Linked DNA regions of Homo sapiens: region 1 is linked to region 2. A link is a contact called in ENCODE Hi-C or POLR2A ChIA-PET data. All regions are on one chromosome and are shown on one strand. The core of a region is the stretch at or near the end of the contact, and the rest is flanking DNA. Distances in the headings are between cores, read along the strand shown.

Region 1 (4,907 bases), core at 2,408-4,907, 56 kb after region 2:
AACAGAAAAGGCTGGCTTCAGGGAATCCCACACACTTTATGTTGGTTTGTCCCAACCAATAAGCCTATCTGAAGAAAGAAGCGGGTGGGGAGGCATGTGGCAGAAGTCTGTGACTTGGTGGACAAAAGGCAATGCAGACTCTGGCATGACCTTGCGTTCTGGTATCCTGTTCAGCCAGAGTACTCACAAAGGCCTCCAGTTCTCAGGAAGGGAAGGGTGAATTAAATGTGGTTAGCTATCAGGGATTTTTTTTTTTTTTTTTTTTTGAGACGGAGTCTTGCTCTGTCACCAGGCTGGAGTACAGTGGTGTGATCTTGGCTCACTGTAACCTCCGCCTCACAGGCTCAAGTGATTCTCCTGCCTCAGCCTCCTAAGTAGCTGGGACTACAGGCACGCACCACCATGCCTGGCCAATTTTTGTATTTTTAGTAGAGATGGGGTTTCCCCATGTTAGCCAGGATGGTCTCGATCTCCTGACCTCGTGATCCACCCGCCTTGGCCTCCCAAAGTGCTGGGATTACAGGTGTGAGCCACTGCGCCCAGCCTATCAGGGATTTTTATGGGGGTTCCAAGGAGTGGTCTGTGTAGATTTAATATCACCCTAGTTAATGGCTGAGGCACTGGCTGTGTAAGCCCTTGCTAAGCACAGTGAGTGAGTGTGGCTGGAAGTGCAGGAGGCCTGGGTGGGATGCAGGCTGATCCAGGGCTGGCAGTCACTGTGTGCATCCAACCTTTAGGCGAGAGAGGGCTGCTAAACTCTGAGAAGGAATTCAGGGTGAAGAAGAGCTGATGTGCCAATGGTATGGCTGGCACAAGCCTAAGCAGATACCAGCTATTCTCCTGCAAGCTGATCAAAAATATTTTTATTACATAATACTTGACATATACAAGAGAACAATCATATATATTAGACATGATGACAGAATGAAAACCTGAGCCTCACTATGTCCCTGAAGGACCAGACCGTGACTAGGCCGTCGTGTCCATCTGTGGGTCCTCCTCAGCCCATTCCCCATCTCCCTCTAGATGTGACCACATCCTGAATTTTACCTATTTATTCCATTACTTAAAAATACTGGTTTTTGGCTGGGCACAGTGGCTCATGCCTGTGATCCCAGCACTTCGGGAGGCCGAGGCGGGAGGATCACCTGAGGTCAGGGGTTCGAGACCAGCCTGGCCAACATGGTGAAGCCCCATCTCTACTAAAAATACAAAAATTAGCTGGGTGTGTTAGCACACGCCTGTGGTCCTAGCTACTCGGGAGGCTGAGGCAGGAGAATCGCTTGAATCCAGGAGGCAGACGTTGCAGAGAGCCGGGATCACGCCACTGCACTCCAGCCTGGAGACCCTGTCTCAAAAAAACAAAAAACCAACAAACAAAAAACTGGTTTTCCCAGGTAATAATGCCTAAATGAAATGTTTTATTTTGCCTATTTTTAGCATTATAAAAATGGTGTTATACTGCATGTGGCCCTCTATGTTGAGCTATTCTCTCTCTGCATTGTGTTTCTAAGTTTCAAACTGTTCCTGGATCTTGCTGTAGTTCTCACATGCTCACAGTTGCATAATAGTCCATCTTTAGAATATACAGTTTATCTATTTTGTCTCCTGGCCATGGATGTGCATCTCGCTGTGCACAGCAGGGAAAGGTGTTCATGGAGGTACCTGCCTAGGCGTGGAACTTTGGGTTGCAGGATGTGTGAATGTTGAGCTTTACAAGATGATGCCAAACTGTTTTCCAAAGAGGTTGTGCCCATCTGTGCTGTCATCTTTGAGATTGTTTTTCCCATGGCCCAAGGCCCTTCTTCCCGCCCGAGGCAAGCCCACTCCTGAGGACTCCACTGCCTTGGGCCTTCACCGTCTTTCTCTCAGGATCCCATTCCCTACTGGAAAACTCTTTCCTTTCCCTCCTCCACTTGGCCCTGAACTTCCCAGGATTTTTCAAAACCCAGCCTGGAGCTGCCGTCTTCCTGGGAGTCCTCTCAGCCTCACTTCCACTCTCTCCCAGGTTTTTGGAACAGCTTTTCCAGACAGCTCTTGGGCCAGAGTAGGACATCGCATAGTGTGTTTCTTATAACATCAGCCCCACATAATCCTGTTGAGAAAGGCTTCTGGAGTCAAATAAACTTAAGAATCGCCACAGGCAACTTGGAGCCTCTTGGTGTTTATTGTTCTCATTTGAATATTAGCAGCTCATTAGCATAGTTGCAGCACTGAGAGGTCCTGCCAGTGTGACCCGTTTTTATTTGTTTAACTTGTTTTCCAAAAATATTTAACCTTGGAGCCCTTTTCCCATTTTCCCCCATTTGGAAAATGGGATCGAGAAGATTCTCCTGCCTATTTCAGTCAGTTTGGTTTTGTGGTCTTATTTTCCTCGGTAACCAAGCTGAGAGTCCTCTGACTTCTGTTGTAATCATCCCGTGTAAACTAGTTCAGTCCAGACCACCCTTTCTGGAGGGCTTGAGTGGAAGGAATGAATGAATGCACTCAGGAATTAATGAATGAAGCAGTCAGCCAATCAGTCAGCCATCCAGCTGAGCCCCCTCTCCTATGCAGCAGCCAGGAACCAGGGACTGATCAGGCACCGCTCATCTTGCACCAGGGGACACCCGGGCTGTCTGGCTGGTGAATCATTCTCCCGTCTTAGGTCCCCTGTAGTTGCATTTTTAGGATCTGTCACCCAATGAGGCTGGGAGCCCCTGCGGGGCAGGAACCAAGTTGCGCTTGCCTCTCTGTGTGCCCCGAGTGGGACATACAGATGGGATCTCTCATCCAACTCCTTCTGAGAGGGGCAGGAGAACATTGTGGTTAAGTCTTCAGCCTCTGGAGCCAGACCAGATGTGTCCCTAATTACCTGGGTAATGTGGGCCAATCTCTGCCTCAGTTTCCCCACTGAGATAGGGGTGATGATAACATACCTTCCTTACAGAATTATTATGGGGTTAATATGCGGCAAGCACACAAACAGTGCCTGGCATAGAGGATGTCACTGGTCTTTATTAGCACTATGACAATGGCAACCAACATTTATTGTGCACCTACTATGTGCCAGGGACTGTGACAAAAGCTTTATCTACATCATTTCAATTCTTCCTCCCCGCAGCCTCTTTGAAGTGGGGGATGTTTTTCTCATTAGGAAGTTGAGTCCTCCCAAGGAAACGTGGTAATGGGTGGTAGCAATAAGATCAGGATTGGGGTCAGCCAGATCACAAAGCCCTGGCCTGCAGGCGTGGAGGGTGCCACCTACCACCTGCGGATGGGACAGCTCCTCTGTTTCTTTTTACTGATAATTACCCTGCCGACAACCTGATCAGTTCTTTTTTTTTTAATCCTCTATTCATCTCAACAAAATGGAAATCCATGGTACTGCAAGGGTTAGAATTTAACATGTGTGCACACGTGTGTGTGCGTGCATGCATGTGTGTGTGTGTGAGAGAGAGAGGGAGAGACAGAGACAGAGAGAGACAGAGAGCAAGAGTGCACAAGTGAAGGAGAAGGAGTTATCTGAGAAGCCTGGGGGTTACTAGCACCTTCATGACAGACCAAGGAAGACAGAGATCCCCGGGTGGGGCTGGCTTTGAGACTGCACAGCGGCAGAATCGTTTGTGAGTCAGCAGTGCCGCAGAACAGCAGGGTGCTCCGGAACTGGGCTTGGTGTCGTCACCCACTGCCCCTTGCACAGGGCCCTGTGTGCCGGGAAATGTTTGCAGGCTGGACACCTGTGGTTGCTTTTAACCAGGCAAGTGAGCTGGGTTAGAGGTAGCCACATGTTCCTGAGGGCTCGCAGCTTTGGATCTGAGAGGGTTAGACAGGGCGTCAGGGGCTGAGGGTCACTGGAGGAGAATTTGCTGTCGTCCCTTTGCCCACGGGCCGGCTGGTCTTCTCAGACCCCAGAGGCCAGCTCCTCTGTTCTTCCCCACCTCGGAGGGGAGCCCCAGAAGTCACAGGGTCAGCTGTCTGCTTTCCACACTGCCTAGGGCTTTATTCTTGCACCATCCCCAGTTCTGGCCACACCAGGGGAGTGAGACATGGGGCGCCGGTAGAGGGGCTGAATGCGCTGGTGTGGGGTAGGAGGTTTCGGATGCACATTCCAGAGGGTGTTTATGGGGGAGCAGACAAGCCTGGGGATTCATTCCTGGTAGGGAACAATTCCCTCAGCACCCGAGGGTGGGAAATGAGGGCCAAAATGGTGGCTCAGAGGGACACAGGTGAGGTAAGCAGGTAAGAATTCCCACCAGGTGTCTCAGAAATGTCCTGGGAAGGGCCTGGCATGGTGGCTCACACCTGTAATCCCAGTATTTTGGGAGGCCGAGGCGGGCAGATCACCTGTGGTCAGGAGTTCAAGACCAGCCTGGCCAACATGGTGAAACCCCGTCTCTACTAAAAATACAAAAATTAGCCAAGCATGGTGGTGGGTGCCTATAATTCCAGCTACTCGGAAGGCTGAGGCACGAGAATCACTTGAACCTGGGAGGTGCAGGTTGCAGTGAGCTGGAATCGTACCTCTGCACTCCAGCCTGAGTGACAGAGCAAGAATCTGTTAAAAAAAAAAAAAAAAAAGAAAAAGAAAGAAAGAAAGAAAAGAAAGTCCTGGGAAGCTGGTGGAAGGAGGTCGAGATCTTCCTGACCTGGGAAAGGAGGGAATTCCCAGGCATCTATAGACCAATAGGACTGTCGAAAGTTTGACTGGTGTGAGAATGGGTTAAGGTGCTGAATTTTAGATTTTTATCCTCTCCACGGTGGTACAGTGTGTTCTGCAAACAAAGGAGAGCCAGCCTTGAAGAGCCCTTCTCAGAGCTGACTATGTTCTTTGGCTCCTCAGCCCAGTGAGATGGCCTTAGCTCTGAGCCCTGTGCAATATGCAAACTGGACCAGATGACCCCCAAGGCTCCTTCTAGCTCTGACAG
Region 2 (5,007 bases), core at 628-3,127:
ATGGAGGTTGCAGTGACCCAAGATCACATCACTGCACTCCAGCCTGGGTGACAGAGGGAGACTCCGTCTTAAAAAAAAAAAAAAAAAAAAAAAAAAGTCACTAGCATTAGTTGAGCACTTACTGCATGCTAGACACTGTCCTAAGTGCTTTACATGTACTAGCTCAATCTTCTTATAAAATAGGCAGTATAATCTTCATTTTACAGATTGAGAGACTGAGAGACAGAGAGGTTAAGTTAAGTGACTTGGCCAAGAGCACACCTAGCAAGTGGCAAGACTGACCCCAGAGTCTGTGCCCTAGTGATGATGACATCCTGCCTGCCGAGGGAACAACCATTCCTTCAAGCCTGAAATCTTCGGAAACAAACAAGTTGTGCACTGCTGTTGGGGTGGATCGCAAAAGGATCAGTCATATCAAGTTCAACCCCTTCTTTGTACAAAAGGAGAAAGTGAGGCCCAGAGACTGAGTGGTCTTCCCATATCATTAGCAAGCTAAGCCCAGAGCTAGGGTCTGGGATGATACCCTCCTCCACAGCCCAGACATGTTTCCACCAGGGGTCATGACCTGGAAATTAGCCCACAGCCCTTACTCCAACCTGTGCAGAACTTCTCAGACCTTTACATACCTCTCCCTGGCTACTTCTTCAAAGCAGCCTCTAGCAGGTCACTTGCTTGGTGTTTTCTTGCCTTTGCTGTATATACTCAGACTGTAAGCCTCCTATTGATTTGGGGTGAAGATTTTAAAAGGAGGCAAGGCTTAAAGTAACAGGCTGTACATATTGGAGTTGGCTTTGGGTGGATGGTGGGAAGGTGCCTTCTTACCCATGATACCCGCCCCCATCCCTCACCAAATCCCTGCAATTCAGGGTCAGAGAAGAAGGGACTGGAAACAATTGCCCTATAACTTTTGCTCCAAACATTCCCCACATAGTTCCTGTCCGGCTCTCTCCCCAGTGTCACCTACCCCACTGTCCCCCAGGTGTCACCCCCCACTGTGATCCTCCTTTTCCAACCATGTACACACACACACACACACACACACACACACACACACACACACACACACACACTGGGCCCTCTCACTCTTTCCAGTGTTCTCCTGAGAAATCACCCCATGCCAGGTCTGAGATGTGGTCGCATTTCCCCAGCGCACGGTTCCTTCCTGCGTCTCCAGCTGGCGCTCTCACCGTCCGAGGTTTCCCCCATTCTCCCTGGACGCGCACGATCCTCTGCCCCGAGACCGGGAACAGCCCGTCCCACCCATCCACCCAGCCCTCTCGGTCTCCGCTCCGCAGGGCGAAGGCGGAGGGTGGGGAAGGAGTCCGAGGCAAGGACGGCTCGCCGGAGGCCAGGATGGCGGCAGACAGGGCACCGGCGTGAGGATCCCGAGAGGGCATCAGAGAGCGGGACTGACGCCTGAACGGGCGGGGCCGGGGCGGACGGGGCCAGGGTCCGAGGCGTGCGCAGAGTCCGAGACCCGGCGGGATGAGGAGAGCGGCGGCTGGGGGGCGACCAGAGACTCGGACACTGAACAGGGCGATGGATTCGGAGCCGGGGAAGCTGGAGACCGAACTCAGGGCGCGAACTCCGACTGCGAAGTGGGTTGGGTCGCGCCGGGCTAGGGTCTGAGTTCGAGACCTCGGCGGGGCCAAGGACAGCGGGAGGGAAAAATTGGCCCAGCTGTAGCGCAGGAGGGAGAGACAGGCAGGCCGGGGAGCGGGCGGGGGGCGCGGCGGGCACTGACCCGAAGTAGGAGGCGGCGGCGGCGGGCAGCGCCAGCAGGCAGAGCCCGGCCAGGGCCAGCGCGGGCGGGGGGCGCATGGTGCTGGCGGCGCTGCGCCCTCTAGCATCTCCTCGCGCCGCTCAAGCTCGCAGCTCCGCCACCACCCGCCCGCGGGACTTTAAACCCGGGTGGGGCGGGGCAGGCGGCGCTGGGAAAGGAGGAGATTGGGAGGCTCCCCAGCCCCGGGCGGCGAGCCCCCCGCCCCATTGGCCCCACCGCCCTCGCCCCGCCCCGTCGCGGGTGGGGCAGCCGCCCCTGGACCGCCCCCGCCCCTCCCCCATTGCCCCGCCCTCCGGCCCCAGGTGAGCGCTCACCTGGCGCCGCGCCCGCCCGGGGTCGCGGTGGCTGAACGTGAAGCCCCCCGGGCCTGGAGAGGCGGGGAGGAGGGTACGAGGCGGGGACGGAGGAGATTCTGCCTCTCCGGGATGGGGCGGAGGCAAGCGCAATGGCTTCTCCGAGGTAGAGAAGGTGGAGGGGTAGGAGGAGGGACGCATCTGGAGTCGGTGGAAAACCCGGGTCATTGTCCGCCCTCCTGCCGGGCAAGTGCGGTCTCTTCGCCGCAGCCCGCAGACTCAGGGCAGGGCCGGGTCCTGGTGCAGAACCGCTCTCTGGAAGCGGGGGAAATGCATGTCCAATGGCTCAGGGGACCCTGTTGCCAGGCAAAGAGTCTTGGGCAGAGGGGAGAGAGGAAAGGGCGCTCTGTTTTTAAACGGGAGAGTGACTGTTACCGGCGAGGCGCGCAGCGTGGGCCTCCGTGGGCTTTTGACAAAATGCTGCTGATGTTCCCCAGCGCAGAAATCCAAAGTGGACAGTGGGGCAGACAGAGCCCTGCGGGAGGAGGGACCCACTTTCCAAGGTGTGTAGATGCCAGAATCTCTGGTAGATAGGGTGGGAACTTCAAGTGTTGGGCCCCAAAGTTCTGTTTTGCTTATTATTTTTTAAAGTTTAACCCCAATTTCTGCTGCGAAGGTGCAGAGATCAAAGCGGCGCGTGGTACCTGTCTAGAAAGGAGACATACAACCAATGACCCAAGTGAGATTTAAAATGTTTTTGAGAGTCTCGAACACGGGGTCAAATCAAGCAAAACAAAATATAACTTGCAATGAATGTCAAGATCTGCATGTAAAGTTTCCAAAAAATCAGCCATGCATAGGGAACATCAAGTGACTGCGACCTTGGCTTTTCAGTGGACACCAGCATGGTAGGGGGCTGAGAGAGGTGTTGAGGGAGGTGTTGGGAAGATGGTGGCTACCGTGTTAGGTGGCATTAACAGAGGAAGCCCCCACCTCTTTGAGCCTCTTTGAGCTCAGTTTCTCTGTCAAATGAGCGCAGTGATTACATGATCTGATGATTCCTAACAGCTCTGCCAGCCCTATCAAATCCCATGGTTCTACTTATTGAGGCCACATGGCCCAATGTAATGTGCAGAGACCTGGAGTCAAATCATGTAAGTTATGAGCCCCATATGAAATATGGATGATGAGAAATATCTAACAGGATTTTTGTGCAGGTAAGATGTTAAATGCTGGCCAGGCACGTTGGCTCATGCCTGTAATCCCAGCACTTTGGGAGGCCGAGGTGAGAGGATCACCTGAGGTCAGGAATTCGAGACCAGCCTGGCCAACATGGCAAAACCCTGTCTCTCCTAAAAATACAAAGACATTAGCCGGGTGTGGCAGTGCATGCCTGTAATCCCAGCTACTCAGGAGGCTGAGACAAGAGAATCGCTTGAACCTGGGAGGTGGAGGTTGCAGTGAGCCGAAATCACGCCATTGCACTCTGGCCTGGGCAATAGAATGGGACTCCATCTCAAAACAAAAAAAAAAAGATATTAAATGCCTAGCAGGTGCCGGCACCTAATATCAGTGATCGTTATACCTGCAGGCAGGACTGGGGTGTGATGGTGTTTACAACTGGTTCTCAAGGAGGGTTGATGGTGGTCTGATTTGTATCATCTGTTGATCTCTGTGCCTTAAATATTCCCATCATGGCTGACTTCATGCCACCAATGTGGCATCGTTTCTGATCACTGGAGTTAGGAAGAGATGTGCACAGCTAGCCCTGCAGGCCAGCTGGACCCAGCTCCAGCATATCACTGGTAAGATTTTGAACCACGATCACAGAAGCTAGAGGATGAGGGGCCTGAGCTGGACCAGTGTGAGTCAGAGAGAAGGAAGAGCCATGGACTGGGGTGGCAGACAGACCCCACCAGGCCCCAGCCACACCCCCTAGGCAGGTGAGGATGGAGTGGGTTCAGCTCAGGCTGCCCAGCTGCTCCTCCTGTTCTCATGCCCCTAAGCACACATAAGCATGCTTGTGCATGGAGAAGGCAGGGCACATTCTCCCAAAGTGACACCTTTTCAAAATTTCATGAAAGTTACATGTTGATGTCTGATGGGTAAGCCTATGAATCAAAGACTGGAAGAAGCACCCAAGACTCGATGGAGACATCAGTGGCTGGAGAGTGAGAAACACGAGGAAAATATTTAGATGGATGCTCTTGAATCCTTGCCAGCCAATGGCGTGGCCCCACCCTTGGGTTCCCTCCTCCTGATGTTAGAACTGTACCAGGTTTCTGTCTGCTGGGGTGCCTTCCAGCTTGCCCATGGAGGCTTCAGAGTTCTGCTTCTGTCTTTTTGGCCAATAAGGCTGCATAGAACTGCCCAGATAATAGCTCCTTCTTGCTAATAATAATAATTCCACAGCAGCTCCTGTGTACCAAGCTCTGTGTGTGTGTGTGTGTGCACGTGCACACATGTGCCGGGCCTGGCTCACAATCTCACTAAAGCCTCAAGCCCTCTGGGAGGCTGGGACAATCATAACTCCATTGCACAGATGAAAAAACAGAGGCTGGGAGAGCTGACGTAGCAGGTGTAGGTGGGCCAGCTGTAGTGGAGGCAGGAATTGAGCCCAGCCCTAGCCCAGCGGTACTGTCAGTACTGGCTATGGCTCATGATTGGCCATGGCTGGCTCAGAACTGCCCAGGCACAGCCTGACTCACAGACACCTTTGCATTATACATCCTTACAGAGCATCGTGTACCTCCTAAGTGTCCATCCCCAAGGGGCTTATAGCCTGGAGGGGGAGACGGCAGTGAAAACAGATCATCCCTGCAATTGTGATATTATAGGATCCCTGAGGAAGGACATGAAGAGCAGCCCTTGGGACCTACAGCCTGTGCCATAAATGATTTGTTGCTCTGCCACCTTCCCTCTGCCCTGTGG

The links. A loop is a pair of places that touch in the nucleus more often than their neighbours do. ChIA-PET counts read pairs that join two places held with the same protein, here RNA polymerase II (POLR2A).
Region 1: a loop to region 2 is called in a map of IMR-90, with 2.4 times the contacts of the local background. The contact joins the enhancer-like site here to the promoter of WNT9B in region 2. A Hi-C loop is called at or near these places in 5 of 168 maps with a recorded cell type or tissue (GM12878, HAP-1, IMR-90 and 2 more) and 1 of 37 single-sample maps with no recorded cell type. POLR2A ChIA-PET finds 5 or more read pairs at or near these places in 7 of 52 experiments (A549, CD8-positive, alpha-beta memory T cell, GM12878 and 4 more).

What each region holds. Positions count from the first base shown.
Region 1 is chr17:46,794,406-46,799,312 of GRCh38, reverse strand. All of the region lies in intron 1 of WNT3 (Wnt family member 3), which reads left to right. It also overlaps a transcript of LRRC37A2 not described here. Among named protein-coding and RNA genes, the nearest start is that of WNT3, 22 kb to the left of the region's middle. Within about 2 kb of position 3,657, at least 2 of the 41 ENCODE cell types and tissues checked have a DNase peak (open chromatin) inside an H3K27ac peak, as active enhancers do; they include HCT116, where a contact is called at or near this core.
Region 2 is chr17:46,848,453-46,853,459 of GRCh38, reverse strand. It overlaps WNT9B (Wnt family member 9B), which reads right to left and starts at 1,877. Exons shown (of 4, transcript NM_003396.3): 1 at 1,745-1,877. The coding sequence starts at 1,821. It also overlaps a transcript of LRRC37A2 not described here.